2 separate regions of the Homo sapiens genome follow, and region 2 is linked to region 1. Evidence: chromatin loops called from intact Hi-C (ENCODE). Cell type or tissue: IMR-90. All regions are shown on one strand. Each heading gives the region's core, and the rest is flanking DNA. Links, peaks and the distances in the headings are about the cores only. Region 1 overlaps CREB5 (cAMP responsive element binding protein 5). Region 2 overlaps CREB5 (cAMP responsive element binding protein 5).

The links. Peaks named below come from ENCODE experiments on the same cell type or tissue, not always from the same donor. Only the 100,000 strongest peaks of a DNase experiment are listed, where the experiment ranks them.
Region 2: a loop joins it to region 1, with 2.3 times the contacts of the local background. A loop is called at or near these places in 2 of 110 quality-filtered maps.

Annotation. Positions count from the first base shown.
Region 1 is chr7:28,415,001-28,423,341 of GRCh38, forward strand. The region is part of intron 1 of CREB5 (cAMP responsive element binding protein 5); the gene reads left to right. Among named protein-coding and RNA genes, the nearest start is that of CREB5, 6.7 kb to the left of the region's middle. In IMR-90, for the core only: no CTCF peak of the experiment used is centred there; a DNase peak (open chromatin) is centred at 4,921; H3K27ac peaks cover 182 bases.
Region 2 is chr7:28,549,023-28,557,363 of GRCh38, forward strand. The region is part of intron 4 of CREB5 (cAMP responsive element binding protein 5); the gene reads left to right. Among named protein-coding and RNA genes, the nearest start is that of CREB5, 140 kb to the left of the region's middle. In IMR-90, for the core only: no CTCF peak of the experiment used is centred there; no DNase peak of the experiment used is centred there; H3K27me3 peaks cover 300 bases.

The sequences.
Region 1 (8,341 bases), core at 319-8,318:
CTCACCCCCTGAGAAATAGATCAGAATCAGTTTATCACTTTAAAAATATGTATTTCAGCTGCTTTCTTCTATTTCCTTAAGGTTACATTTCTGATCTTAACCCTAAAAAGATTTTAGGATTTCAATCCTTAACAAGGATTGAAAACTACCAGGCTGGCGTTTGACTAGAACTGATTTTAGAGGGAGTTCTTTTAGGCCTAGAGATTCTGATGGTGAGTTACAAAGGCTTATGGCTTTACACGGATGGTAGGGCTAGGGGAGGGCCTCGGATTGATAGACCAATTTTTCATTTTACAGAAGAGACCCCTGGCTCACCCAAGGCCCAGAGCTAGAGAGAGCCAAACCAGGCTGAGAAGCCTGGTCCCTGCCTCCAGGTCGGGTGCTCCTGCCATAAATGCCCTTGTCAGGAATGGGGCATAACCTATGACTTTGTATCCTTCACTCTTTTCAAGCCTTTTGATGACTAATCTTTCAAAGACAAATTTTTATCAGATCTTTGGAATGAACACCTTAATCATAAAAACTGTAGTTTCTATTTCATTCATTCTTATATAATATCTGCAATGTTATTTTTTCTAATAAGGGCCTCCTTAATTAATTTTAACTTAAATTCTCCTTTTTTCATCATTGTTATGAGACATACCCTGTAAAACCACACCATCCAGATTTCATTTGAGAGTAAAAACCAGGCAGGACTAAAAATGGTCTGAAAGACTGTCTCAAGAACAAGGCAGTGACTTTCTCTACTACCTGTCTTTTCTCTATTATCTGTGAGGACGGGATCTGAAATATTATTTAAAGTTAAAATAAATAACCTTTTTTGTCAAATAGAGAAACGGGTGATGTTTTCACTCTAGAAGGTGTACCTTTGCCTAGGATCTGTCTGTAATACATTATCTTTCCAGATGGATATATATGAGTGTGTTTGGAGGTGACGAGAAGTGAATTGAGTCTGGAAGTATGTTCTTTGAGGTTTGACTGGCAAAACTTGACCAATCATAACCAAAAAAATTCATGCATGCAACACAGAGGGCTCTAGAGCACCACACATTTGATTTAAGATGATATTTAGTCTGTGCTGTATTTAAGATGGGGAATAACAATGTCTAAATAGAAATCCTGAATGCACCTACTGCATGTGTTGTTTGGCCTCACCCACAGGTTTCCTCTCCAGCTGTTTGCATGCGATTTTATATCAGAATTCAGGTCTCTTTTTATTCTTTTATTACACTGAGGAGCTCCTGTGTTGCAGGCATGATTTCTCCAATAGAACACATTTCAGCCAGTTTTATGCAGTCCTCTCTCTGTTGGCTTCCTAAGGGGGAAAAATACATGCAACAACAACAACAACAAAATTTTTGTTTTTGTTTGAATTAGCTGACTATTAGAAGAAATACATGTAATCTCTATTTGCCAGATCTGGTAGGACCATTTCACTTTATCAAAACAAGATCTTCTCCTTTAAGTAAGTTGGCTTCTGACTGGCCAGGTATTAATTCATGCATCAGACAGTAGAAGGCATTGGGATAAAGTCCGTTTCCACCAGGGTATCTAGCTATGGTGTGGTGCACCATCATGAAGGGTCTGATTTGCCTCACTGCAATGACAACATTGTGCAGAAAAACACTGACTCCTAGGAGGAGAAACAATATTATAGGCTCAAGCTTCTAAAATCATATCAGGGAATGATCCTGTGTCGAAGGTGACTGTCAGAACGCTGGGGGCCTCCAGGGTCATTTTCTAAACTACAGCATGACAAAATGTTCTCTTTGTCTATTCTCTGCATTTTCCTTCAGGTAGTGTTTCCCTAGATTCATTCTTTAACATCCATTTCAACTACTCTGCCTTGATGAATAATCCTGCAGTAACAAGTCACAAATGTGTACACAGCAGAGCAGAGATATTTTTCCATAAGGAAAATAGATTTTTATATCAAATCTTAGAAGAAACAATTAGCAAAACAAAAGGGGGGAAGAAGAGTTGAAATTAGATTGATGGCATAACAAGCTCTGTCCATTCGTGGCTCTGCAACAATGAGCAGCCTGAGACTGGAGGAGGGACGCAATTCCCAGAGAGCTGCCTTGAGCTTATTGTGCTTCTCTGCCTCAGTTTCTTCATTTGTGATGAGAATGTCGGGCTCACCCAGCACTGTCCGGTAGTGAGAGCTGCAAATGTGAGCTGCACATTTCATTTTAAACGTTTTAGTAGCCACATTAAAAAGGTTAAAAAGAAACAGGTGAAGTCATTTTAATAACACTTTGATTTAACCTGATATATCCAAAATATTATCATTTAAACATATAATCCATATAAAAATGTTAATGTACTACTTTACATTCTCTCTTTCTCTCTCTTTTTTTTTTTTTGGTACTAAATCTTTGAAATCCAGTGTGTATTTCACAACTACAACATATCTCAATTTGGACTAGCCACATTTCAAGTGCTCAATATCCACGTGTGGTCGGTGACTATGGTATCAGACAACACAGGGTAAATCAGTGGTTTATGATCCTGGCAGCCCAGTAGTACCACCTGTGGAACTTATTAAAAAACACTGATACCCTTCCACTCTGACATTCTGATTTAATTGGTTTGGGGTGAAGGCCTGAGCCTCTGTATATTTTAAAAGCTCCACAAGTGTTTCCAATGTGTAGCAGAGGTTGAGAACCACGGTTCTAACTGATCTCTAAGGAATCTTCTACTCTAATATTCTATGATTCTATTTCAGGAAAGGGATTGCAGTAAAGCGTTCATTCAGAGTTCAAGGGCAGCAAGCAGTTGTTACAAGCATGCTGCACCCTGCAACACATATTTAAGAAAATATAACTGATAAAGATTAAAATTTACAGAATGAATAACTTAGACAATAATTCTTTGCACCACAAATGGGCTCTGTTTTGTGTAACTTTCAAACGTGGGTGTTTTAAATGGTCTGCTTCACTAGAAATCTTAATTTAGGATTTGATTTACATGTAACCTCGTAGAAACCCTCTGTTTCGGAAAAGGTCAGGATTCTCACATTTCAGTTACAGTATTTTGCCAGCTTACTCTTTTGCCCCAGATACTTGCCTTTAGTTGTTTGGGGAGGGAAATTTTTACTCCAGTTGAGACATCTGGATCCCCCAGAATTTTCTTCCTTCCAAGCTTTTAACAAACTTGTGTTATTGCCTAGACCAGATTTTCTCATGTCAAGATGTTAGTTATAACCTCCTAGACTTAAGGTATTCATTTTTATTTGTCACCTTTTAAAATATTAGAAGAATCAATGTTTTTCAATGCACATCAGAATGCTTTATTTTAATATACCTGTTTTTTATAATACACCAGTCTGTGCATTCACTAAAGGATGCAAAAAGTATAAAATAAAAAATAATTTCCAAACTCCTCACGCACCTTCTTGTGAAGTCTACAGACAGAATTGTTTGTGGAGGGGAGGAGAGACCTTGGTGTCAGCCTCTTGTGACTTCATGCTGCAGAGAGCCTCTGCATCCCCAAATTCATGAGTCATTTCACTCTGACCCTCTCTCTCCTTATCCCCTGCAGAGCCATCTATGTCCAAATACATGTCTATTCAACCATATCGCCTTTAAAGCATGACTATAAACTAGTTTTAAATATAAAATTACATGTTTTTCTACATTTTGTGGTGATATTTGTGTTTTCTGTAATGTCATTCATTGGAAGAATGTTAGCTTTCATTTATTAACACATATCTCTAATCCCCATTTTATAGATGGGAAAACTAAGAGATTGCCAAGGCTAGGCATCCTGCTCATTGATTAGATGGGTGGTCGGTATGAGAAAAGAGCTCACATTTATTAGTGCCATGTATTCCAGATATTCCAGATAGAAGCACTGCTTTGGGTTGCTTCCAGGTAGGGATTTTCCAATTGCTTGTACTATTGCGCTTGTCTTTGTATTTATAAATAACATTCTTTCGGGTGCTTTCCCATGCATTATTTGCAGTTAAATGGTTTCCTTGCTAATACCTCTTACTTTCCAGCTTCAGGCTACATGTAGCTGGATTGATTAGTAAATACATAAGGATATATTAACTTCTTAACATGGAATCTGTTTTAAAAGTTGCATGGAGACATCTGTTGCAAACCTGTGTGTTTGGTAGTATCCAGGGAAACTTTCTCTCAGGCTACTTTGTGATTGACTGTTAAAAGTATTGTGTGGAGAGACAATGAGATTAATGATGTAAGTTACTCATCTGTTTTGGGGATTGAAGGCAAAGGTCTGTACAGATTCATTTGTTGAGCAAGATAGACTCTAGCCCTACCTCCTAAATTATCTTTTATAAAACACTTTAGCCCTTGTCGTGCCAATGTACTGTCTTCACACTTGGTCTGGAGCCATCTGTGTTTAAGTATTTGGTTTTTGTTTTCTCCTAACAATGGTGATACGTTGGCTTGGCCATTTGCAGTCTCTGTCTGCATTTCTGTGTCTTTGATGGGTGAGCTGTTGATTAATAGTGCAATTTTCGACCAGTGCCAGGGGGCGATTATTTTGGATTCTTTCCTCCAAGCATCATGCTAAATTTAAAGCAATTTTAATATTCATACATATACATGCTTATGGTGTTTATGCTTATATGAAAATAAATATGTATATAAATAAAAACCTGGGCCAGTGAGGACCAGAATGTTAGTAGGGCATACACTTGCAAATGTGCTTATCATTTTTTTTAGGATGCCCATGGACACATTGTAACTCCTATTGGCCAAATATCTATTTGTAACATTGATTCAGATACATATTGTTGATTAAAAGATATTGTGAGATTAAAAAAATTGAAACCATATTTAAGACACTCCTTTTTTCTGAGAAGGCCTGTCTAAGCACACATTGTTTACAATTTTGTCTTCCAGTTTTGCAAAATCGGATGACTAACAACCACCATTCTCAGGGTTGTGCTGTGTTGACGTCATCAAAGATGAGGGTGCAGTGTTTTGGCACCATGAAGCAGCATGTAATTTGAAATTGTACTTTTTGCTAAACACCAATGCTGATCTCCAAACCATTCAAACACTAAAAAACCAAAACAAAACAGTAATGTCTGCTGATTGGATGGAGGCAGCATGGGCAAAGTACAATTTTTTTTTTTTTTTCATATGCTTTGGAAGCACTTACAAAAATCAGGGAGAAAAAGAGTACATATAATTACTTGACATGCCCTTTGGAAGGGACATTCTTAAGACAGACAGGTTGAGTCTTTAACCTAAAGTTCATTTTTATCCTTTCCAGGAAATGTGCTTTCTTTCTTTTTTCCCTTTTTTAAGCACAAACGTGGTTGTATCTTTAAAAGGAAGGCTTAAGAGTAAATCATGTGGCTGCTTTATCTTTATTTAACATTTAGAAGATATTTTAGGAGATCTATTTAGAAAGTCTTATATTCCTTCACATAGTTGTAGTTATTTAATGCTTGTTTAAAAACATAGGGGGTTCTGGAGATTGGTTGCACAACAGTGTGAATATACTTAGCACTACTGAACTGTATACTTAAAAATGGTTAAGGTGAGGCCGGGCATGGTGGCTCATGCCTGTAATCCCAGCACTTTGGGAGGCCAAGGCAGGAGGATCACTTGAGGTCAGGAGTTCAAGACCAGCCTGGCCAATATGGTGAAACCCCTTCTCTACTAAAAATACAAAAAATTAGCCGGGCATGGTGGCACACACCTGTAGTCCCAGCTACTCGGGAGGCTGGGACAGGAGTATCGCTTGAAGGCAGGAGGCAGAGTTTGCAGTGAGCTGAGATCGCACCATTGCACTCTAGCCTGTGCTTTGCAGCAAGACTCCATCTCAAAAAAAAAAAAAAAAAAAAAAGGTTAGGGTGGCAAGTTTTATGTTATATATATTTTACCACAGTTATAAGAAATGGGGAAAAAGTTTGCTTGTACCCATTCCCCAGATGGGGGAAAATAGAGTGTACAGACCATTTGTTTCAAGTTAGATGCATCCACTTTAATTTTTTTTTAATTTGCATTCACTTATTTTTATTTCAATAGCTTTAGGGGTACAAGTGGTTTTGGTTACATAGATGAATTATGTAGCAGTGAAGTCTGGGCTTTTAGTGCATCTGTCACTGGAATACTGTACATTGCACCCACTAGGTGATTCCTATTCCTCCCCCTTTCCCAACTTTCTCCCTTCTGAGTCTCCAATGTCCATTATACCACTCTGTCTGCCTTTACATACCCCATAGCATAGCTTCCACTTATAAATGAGAACATCCAGAAATTTGGTTTTCCATTTCTGAGTTACTTCACCTAGGATAATGGCCTCAGTTCCATCCAAGGTGCTACAAAAACATGATTTCATTCTTTTTTATGGCTGAGTAGTATTTCATGGTATACATATACCACATTTAAAAAATGTTTTATTTCCATAGGTTTTGGGGGAGCAGGTGGTATTTGGTTATGTAAGTAAGTTCTTTAATGGTGATTTGTGAGATTTTGGGGATGCATCCACTTTACTGTCATAATGGGAAGGTCAAAAATCTAAACAGGACTTTTGCACTTTGGGATAATGTAGACAGACGACATTGGTATGTGTGTGATGTGATTTTGACACATAGGAGAATCCAGGGTAGCTAAAAGCTAGGCACGTAACACTGCATGCCTCTTTTCTGGCTTGGATCTGGGTGAGCCCTGTGTGTAGAAAGCTGTATCATTCCATTTGAAAATGCATTTGACCTTATTTGAGCAGTTTTTAAGAAATTTACTTGATAGCCTTTAGCACCATATATATATACATACACACACACTATATATATATATACCATATATATATATATACACACACCATATATATAGTGTGCATATATATATACACACACACACACTCTCTCTCTCTATATATACCATATATATGGTATATATATAAAATACCATATATATAGAGAGAGTGTGTATGTGTGTGTATGTGTATATATATATATACTCAACTGAGATCAACGAAAAAGTCAGGCAAGAAGCCTTGTAGTTTATGTCAGGGAATGTAAACCCACACTTCACAGTAACACTGACCAATGAGAAGTTGCTTTGCGGGGGACAACCTGGGAGTTGAAAATTTTGGAGACAGATCACAGGGGGAATGGTGGAGGAAATTAGAGATATTTGACTCAGAAAGGAGGAGGCCCAGGCTTGTGCATAATATCAAGGAACATTCTGTGGACAAGAGGATACTATTTCTGACTTATTCTCTGTGCTTCGGGGAAAAACAGAGAAAATTGCAGGAAGGAGATGGTTTGCTGTGTGGAGAGATGGAGTGTGCTGTGTTTGCTCTTTTGGCTCCAAAGAGGGAAGAATTTTGGAACAAGTAGACCTATACATCAATGGAAAGGACTGTCTCAGAAATTAGTGACCTCCCTGGCATGGGGTGTCAGAATTATTATAGGAAGAGTTTCTAGAAGCAGTAAGAAGGAGGGCTGGACCAGTTGCTCCTGGCTTTTTTTGGATTATGAACACTTTAAACAATTAGGTAAAAGCTATGAGCCAGTTTTCATAAAAATAACATATAGGCAAATATTCATGAGAAGGTTCATGGACCCAGAAGCCATGGACTCCAGAATGAAAAAATGTCTGGGCTCAATAATGATGCTTAACAATGCTATGGTTATATGGACACATAAACTTAAAATTGCTGCGGTTGAATGAATATGATCAGTTTCATGTGGTTCATCCTACATGTGTTGGTGCATACATTACATGTATTAAGCTGTGAAAGTAACCAGAGCTAATGAACTTCCGGTGAAGTGTATAATCCGGAATGGAAATTCACATTCATTGGATTCTCATTTATGTTTCTCTATGAGAGTAACTGCCTGTTTGCCCAATAGCCCATACCTAGACAACCACTGATTAATAACACCTTACATTGTTTAGGAGTTTCAAAGTAATTTAATAGAAATTATCTTATTAGGGTGATATAACAACTCAGTGAAATATGAAGGATAGATATTATCCTTCCCATTTTAGTGGATGCAGAAACTAAGAATCCCAGGGCTTAAGTGGTATGTGCAGTCCCAGCTAAAGTAAGTGCCAGACATATAACTGGAATTCAGGTATCCTTCCCTCCCTTCTTCCTTTTCTCCTGCTTCTCTTTGTCCATCCTCTCTGCCTCCATGCTAGCCACATACACTTATGGAACCAAGTGTGCTCTTTGTTACTAAGAAGCAGCAACAACCACAAATAAACCAAGCAACTCCTTTCCAACACAAATATCAGCACCCTGTCTGAGCCTAAATTCCTTTCCTTCCTTCATCCCTTCCTTCATTAAATATTAACTGAGCATCTATTATGTGCTGGGTACCAGGGATACATGATCAAAATCAGAC
Region 2 (8,341 bases), core at 152-8,151, 130 kb after region 1:
CATTCTTAAATAAGCATAATTACTTCCTAATGGAATACATGTAGGTACCTGTTGGGCTCTGCACAATTTTTCAAATCTTAGAATCGAATTGGACACCACCACCCTCATTTCCATTCCACATTTATTTTTGCATGATGTTGGCTTTTAACAGCAATTGCCAAAAATTCAGCTTTGTGAAGATGTGAAATAATCTAAAAGCATATAAGTATGATCTAATGTTGAAATGCTGATAATCTTGAGTTTTCTCAGTGTCCAACAGATGTCAAATACTGCTGTGTATTCTTCAAAATATAACATATTCTGTGGCATCCCTGTGAGTTCAGTACAGCATCCTGGAGCACACAGTTTGGAAACTGCAACCCTACACATTAAACATGAATGATTAGGTCCAACACTCAAATCTGTCAAATTTACAAAGAATGGGAATTTCTGATTTATACTTAAGACTGAAATTTCTCCTAGGGATCGCATCTGGTATTTAGTACCTACACACCTCGCTGTTCTTCACTTCCTTAGGAAGCTATATGCTTATGTTCAGGATAGCATTTTTCCCCTCTTCTAATTTTCTACCTTTGGAAATGTTCACAGCCTGCTGTTTCCTTCTCTAATTCCTTGTCAGTAATCATGCTGGCCAAAATGACCTGGTGAGAAATGTTGTTTATTTCACTGGATGCCTGTTTTTTTTTTAACATCCTGTTTTATTTTGGTTATTAATTATTATCAAGTATCCTGAGCATGAGAAACCTAATACAGAGCTTACATAAGGGGGAAAAAGAATGCTATTTTCTCTTAGAGGTTACATGCTGCAAAGCGTGTCATTGCTGATGGTTTGCTTCAAACCCTTAGCCCTTTGTGAGCCAGCAGATGTCACATGAACTAAGACCCTAGAGCACATCAGCCACTTGGTTGGTTTCACATGCCTGTTTTCTAGCCTCTTCAGTGGATTTTAATACCTTGGCCTTTGGCTGCTTTTCTGAAGAAGCCTCATGACATCACTAAGCTTCAGGCTCGAAGATATTTTATCCATACTTTATGGCACTCTTAGTCTGACAAAGATTTTGCTGCTTCTCCTTCCTCCTCTTTCTCCTCTTCCTCCTTTTCTTACTCCTCTTCTTCCTCTCTTCCTCCTCCTCTTCTCTTCTTTCTTCTCCTTCTCCTCTCCCTCCTGCTGTTCTTTTCCTCCTCTTCCTCCTTCTCCTCCTTCTCTGTCTTCTTGTTCTTCTTATTAACGTTTTCATAGTTTCCCTTGGAATATTTTAGCCCTGAAGAGCTAAACACTAAACACCAAGCCTATTGGTTGAGTGGTTATAGTAGCTGAGGTCAGTGCTGTCTCCCAGACCCCTAGATGCAGGATACCCTTCTAAGGGACAGGGAGATTGGGAATTGGGAATGGAGCAATGCCTGGTTGTGGAGGGGGCTGAAAGAGAAGTTGGACTCAAAATGGCCACCATTGCCAATTCCTTTGCTTTACAGTTTAAAAGTGACTCTGTAAGATGTCGGTCGAGCTCTCCTCAGCCTCTTCTCTCTTCCCCGACTACTTTCCCTGCATCTCTGCCTCTTCTATCTCCCTCATCCATCCCTTACTTCCTCACCTTCTCCGCCTCCCACCTATAAAATGTTCTTGGGCTGTCCCCAGTCAGGTGGATATTGCCTAACTCCTGTGTGATATCAATAACCCATGCTAGTGAAGCCAATGAGGTAATTTTCCCTGAAGCTCTAAATATAATTTAACAAGTTAAACACTGTAACATTGTGGTGAATGCGCTATTAAGGGACTGTAAATTGCTTACATAGCATCAATAAACACAGTGCCCTAAAGCCAGGGGCCGTTAAGATTTTATAATCTAAAGCAGCACTTGGAGTATCACCCCGAGGCTTCAGCTTCAAGTCAGATAAAAACAACGCCGGCTGAAGGCTTCAGTTGATGCCAAATGTTCATAGGAACACAACAAGCTTTAGGGGGTAATTACTTTCTGAATACTTGATGTGGATTTGCTGAGAAACACATCTGTTATCAAATTTGCCAATGATTAATTTGATTCTTCCATTTCCACAGAAAAAGGGGCAAGTGAAGTTGATGATTACCAGTGCCAAGCCGATTGGTATATGGCATCTCCCACAGATTCAAGTATTATATTCTTGGGATAGGAAAAAAAAAAAAAATCAGTATAATCTCCTCTCACACATACATTGGATTAAACCCTATAGGATTATGTGTATAGAAAAACATTTTCTGTAATTAAATTATCTTTGGTGTTGTTGAAAAAGGTGCAGAGTTTTAAAAGTTAATGGCTTCTTTTGGAAACAGAATAGTTCGTGTTTCAGATTTTGCAAGTCCCCAAGCTTCCTTCCCCTTCTTTTTCCTTTCCTCTGATGTCCGCCCACCCCTAGCCAAATCCTTTCACAAAACACACCTCCCCTCTGTAATTCCTTCCCGGGTTCATATTCTCAGCCAACTGGTGACTAACCCTTTTTGTGTTTTAACTATTATCCAGAATATTTGGTCTAAAGCATTTGCATTTGAGCTCTGGAAAGCTCTTAGCATTTTACAAATGTTACCCCATTAATCACTGCAGCCATCAGCCTGACAGTGTTTACCTTCTATTTAAAAGTGGTGGAAAAAAGAAAGCTCTGAGTGGTCCCGAGACCTGACCAAGGTTGCTTGGTGAGTCGGGAGGGGACAAGGGAGGAGAACTCACTGTCTCAGGCCTCCCAGCTCTCACACCTGCCATGCCACACACTCCTAAAACCTGCGTAGGACCTTTGGGTCTGCAGGGTCTCAGGGTCACCTCTATGATTTTTCTTTCTTTCTTTCTTTCTTTTTCTTTCTTTCTTTTCTTTCTTTCTTTTTCTTTCTTTCTTTTCTTTCTTTCTTTCTCTTTTCTTTTCTTTCTCTTTTTTCTTTCTTTCTTTTTTCTCTCTTTTTTATTCTTTCTCTTTTTTATTCTCTCTTTCTCTCTCTCTTTCTCTCTTTTCTCTCTCTCTCTCTTTTCTCTCTCTCTTTCTCTCTTTTCTCTCTCCTCTCTTCTCTCTTCTCTTTCTTTCATCTCACTCTGTCTCCCAGGCTGGAGTGCAATGGTGCAATCTCAGCTCACTGCAACCTCTGCCTCCCAGTTCAAGTGATTCTCCTGCTTCAGCCTCCCAAGTTGGGATTACAGGCGCCTGCCACCATGCCCAGCTAATTTTTGTATATTTTGTAGAGACGGGGTTTTGCCATGTTGCCCAGGCAGGTCTTTAACTCCTGAGCTCGAGCAATCCACCTGCCTTGGCCTCCAAAAGTGCTGGAATTACAGGCATGAGTGAGCCACCAATTTATTTCTAACTAGCTTGCTGAGTTACACTTCCTGTGCAGATTTATCTCCTTTTGTTATTATCGAGGCCATCCCGAGACTATGGAGACTTTCCTCCCATGTTTCTGGTCTCTGGTACACCATGCCCATCCCCTGAGGAGGGACAGTAACTGTGAGAGAAGGGTACATCACGGGGGCTCAAAACAACAAGCAAAATGCCTCCTGCTCATAAATGGCCATCAGCAGATAGCAACTCATCTGTCTCCTGGGCAGTCTTGAGCCTTCCCCTTGACGCTCTTTAGCCCCATCTTTCAGCCACATGTCATGTTGTCTTATGACTTTACTCATTAGAGTGCCATCAGGGTTCATGCTACCTGGCTTCACTGGCAGAAAGGAATTTAAAGATGGGAAGATGGAGAAAGAAGGAGATGGTACAGGATGATTTGATCTGGAGGTCACAGTCCACTAGGGATGGCTTTTGTCCCAGGACAAGGTTGAAATGAATTATCTGCGATGAAGTACGAGGTAGGCATGATCCTGGAAATGTTTCTTACACATTAGATTACTAAAACTGCTTCCAGCTGGTCTCAACATCTCTGTTAGGAAATAGGCCACTCTCCAGCAGATGTTTCCACTGATGATAGTCAACCAGAATAGCCATTCATATGTCTCTGAGCGTGGTGGGCGCAATTCAGTTTTCTCTCCCAGCTTTCTTCATGCCAATAATACACCTTCAAGGTGGGCTACTTAGGTCTTGATGGTAAATTATAAAAACACTAAGGTCATAACATTCTCTAAACAAGAACAACTTCATCCTACTTCTATGCAGCTTCAGTTAATTTCTAAATTCCCCAGCACTGCAGGGACTCCCTACTTTCTACCCACCCCTAATTTATTTTTTATAAAACATGATCCAAATATATCATGGGAGATGCACCAGGCCTTTTCCTGACTTTCAAGTAATGCATTTTTGTGTAAACATGTTGCTTATGAAAGAGCCTTTCATGGATGCCTTGTGTTGCCTTTGCTCAAGAAAATACATTTTAAAAGAATTCTCCCCAGCCTGGCATGTAATCTTTCATTAGCCAACATAACCTTGTTTATTTGCTTTTTAAAATTTTATTTGGGAAAGGAAATCAATTTGCACCCCTGACATGCTGCCAGGTTCCTGTTTATATGCACACAATAGGCAGCTTGGAGGGGGTAAAAATATATAGTTTATGATTTCAGCATTAAGTGTGACACAATCTGTATATGAAACCATAGAGGCAGTCCTGTTTTCCTGTCCCTGCAGCCACACTGCAGTTTAAGCTTTTTATCGGAGCGTTATTTCAGTGTGCACAGAGGAAATGGTCTTAATCGTACTAGGCACTTTTAGTATGAGGACAAACTGTCAGAATGAAAGTGATTCTTTGCTGGATTTTGTTTGTTTGTATTTTCTTGTTTGTTCTTAGGAAAATACGTTAAGTGGCCGACTGGGACTCAGCCTTATAACTGGGCTATGCTTTGGGGAAGCTTGAAATGTCTTTCCAGAATAAAATGTCCTCAGGCTTCTGTGGTCAGAGATTCTTTGGCTGATGGGAGGTTGAGAGGACCCTAAGGTCAGTGTGTCCATCAAACAGAATTCCTTTCCCTTCACTCCAGTTTCCAACAGTAATATCCAGCAGATGGATATCTGCTGAACTTGACCCTCACTCCTGCCTCCTTTGAGTGGACCCCTGGGCTTTTCTCTTCCCCAAAGTGAAATAATTACCTTACTGATCCAGTGTATGGAGATCCAAATAGGAACATGAAATAAAGTAATTCCTTCCCCTTTGCAGAAATGACACTCTCTAAAATCACCCATCGTCACAAAAAAATCACTGAATTAGTAGTCAGGAGATCCAGATTCTAGTCCTACTCTTGCCTCCATTTAGATGTGGGCCACTGGTCTGGTCACACCATCTCTTTGGCCTCCACCTTCTTCTCTGTCAAGTCAGGGAGTTGGATTCAAGGCTCTCCATGGTATATTTCAACTCTGAAGTTCTGGGTGCAGGTACTGACAAGTTTCATTAAAGACATCTTCACCTCAGACTTGGAATTTCTTCCTTCCTGTCTCCCAGCTTGCATCCAAGCCAGACCCCCTGTTTTGGGTTTATCTATCTGAATTCCTGTTTCTGTTCCTGTTGGGGTGGAGCCTTCTCCCTTCCTTTTCACTGCCTTGGCTTCCTCTGTGTTAATAATTATCTTAACTTCCATGGATCTGCTTTTTTCTTTTCATTTTCCTAAGTTACCACTGAAACCTAACAATCAAATCTTGCATATTAAAAGTGTAACTCTACTGGGCAGCACCCATTTGGTTACAGACACTGTGCCTGGAGGCAGGACAGGGTCCCTTTCCATTCCACCCTGCTATTCACAAGGTCAGCTCTGGGCCACAGCCTCTTATTGGAGGCCCGGAGGGCGTTTCCAGTATTTTAAGTGACCCTTTATTTGGCTAAGTGTGCCACAAGCTCTAGGTATGCTCTATATGTGAATCTAGACTGTTCACATGAGCGAGTCAAGGAGGGAAGCGGACTTGGGGAGAGCTTGAATACAAGGAGAATCTTTCATTATTCATCTCTGCTAGTAATTAGAGGGCACTATTGAATAGATATAATTGGATCATGTCACAAAAATTAAGATAAAAGACCATAAGCACCCCATTCTGGCTCAGTGTTCCTCCCCTCTCCTCCGCCTTCACTGGAGTTTTGTTCAGCTGGTGGTAGGACTCAGCACACTAGAGGTCTTCCAGTTGTCATAGATCTATAAGCTGCATTGTGTGTGTGTGTGTGTAAATAAAAAGCTTCCTGCATATGGGTTTACCTAAACCTTTATCAAACATGGTGGTGTGCAAGGATGTTAGAATAAATGGAGCAACATACAAGACAAAGCATTCATGAGGGCTGGCAACTGTTCTCTCTTCCTGTGCCAGCAGATGTGAGATTAGTAGTTAGCTACCCAGAGAAATCAATACTAGGTACAACTGCATGATTGACTTGTAGGCAAAGCCACTTCACAAATGTGAAGATAATATAAGAAATTCAAATACTTTGTGGTTTATCTTTTGCCCTGACCATACCTTTTATCAATGATTATAAACCTTTAAAAAGGCGTTTTGTACTGAGATTCTATTTGACTTTTTAGGGAAGATTTAAATTTCTAAATCCATCCATAGGGTTTGAAAACTGTTTCATAAAGTGACTAGCAAACTATATAGGTGTGAAAAGACATCTATCTGAAAAACGTATTTCTTTACATATAGGGCTGTAATTTGATTTTTTTTAAAGTAACTGGACAACACTCAAATATTTACAAAACAGATCTTAGAGCAAAATAAAAAAAACAGGCAAACAAACACATAACTATCATTAGCATAAGAACATAAGCATCATCACAAAGGGAAAGTTACAAAGCCTTTTGTCCAGGAATTCACTTACTGAAAGCTCCAGCAATATGGGTGTTGTTCTTATGTGAATCCCTGATTCCCCTGAGATCTCATCTAGAGTTTAGGTTTAGAAATATTATTTCTTAGTCTATCAAAGAATCAGTAAATTTGTTCCACATTGAAGTTATCAGTAGAGCACAATAGAATGAAAATGAACTTAAAATGGAATGTTATAGAATGTTCCAGTTGCCGAAGACCAGGGACCTGCAGACTTAGTGGTTTTTCACAGGAATGAGAGGTTGCCAGGGAGAGTGCCTCAATAAAAATACGGATGTCACTGACATTAGCGCTTCTGCTTAGGGAGTCAACCCATATATCCTGGCTGTCTTAGGTAGAGAAATGCAGCTTCTAGATGTGCTCACTTTCCTCCTGCTCAGTAATTTTGGCAGAAAGTAGAGTTGAGCTCGGCACGGTAATGGCTTTATGGTACATAAACACCAGGTGCCAAATTCCATCTTCTGTGACTCCCACATATAAAGCTGTTCTTATTCTAAGCCCGATTGTTTCACCAGGAGGAATGTAGACAGATAGGAAGCTGTGGCCTTAAAGTGAGACCTGGTTTTCAGGGCGTGTAACTGGGTTCAGAGGAGCCACGCTTGCCCGAGCTCATCTTTGTGGGGTGGAGCCAGGTTACTTGGGCACACCATGGGATGGGTGCGTCTTAGCTCTGCCGTCTATTGTTTTTTTCAGCCCAATCATGATTTTTTAGGTGTGTGGGTCAATGCAAAGCCAGTTTATTTTTCTGTGTGTTAGGTTGATGGATGATTTTTTACCCTTCTGACTTAATTTTTCTTGTATAAATTTTCTCTAATGAACATGTGTATTATGGATATACTGGTGATAAAATAAAAATAACCTAAGTTTGATGAACACATAATTGTACTGGGTATTTTCTGATCACCTATCCAAGCCCATTCTGTCCCTTTTTGACTCTGTTCTTGCCCTGAAAGCCTGGCCCGTACACACAATCTTAATGAGCACCTTTAACTGGTGTTTTCCTGTTTAGTTTGGGCATATGGCTATGGAGGCATCACTGCAGGTTCCAGGAAGGAAGCAGGGAGACACTGGGCATCTATTCTCCTAGCTCCTTCAGTTGGCTGCTTTCTTTGACCAGGAGCCACAGCTCTGGCCACGTGCCCTCTCCCCACATGGTTCTCTCTTCTTCCCTGGTCTTACTGACTTCTCCCCAGCTTCCTCTCTCCTGAGTCCTGGTAACTTCTTCCTTCTCTTACTCTTGTAGGCCTAGGGATACTAACAGCTCCCTGCTGAAACTGGCCCCAGGGCTTTCCTACAATCTGTTCCCACCTTTGCAAAAAGTCTCTTTATTAAATGCTCCTCACATTACCCAGTTTGAAGGTACTAGCTGTTTCCTACTGGGATCCCAGATGTTAAAGTAGTCAAACTCTCTAATTGAAATTGTGCTTTTATATGCAGTCTTCTCAGACTAAAGCATCACCTTCTTTCTGTTTGAGTGCAATTTTAACAATACTGAGAAACAGTGGAATCTCACGGTACAATGAAGTGAAATGAAATTTTAAAAATTAAGGAATATGATAGCTTCAGAAGGCAGGGGATTATATACGAA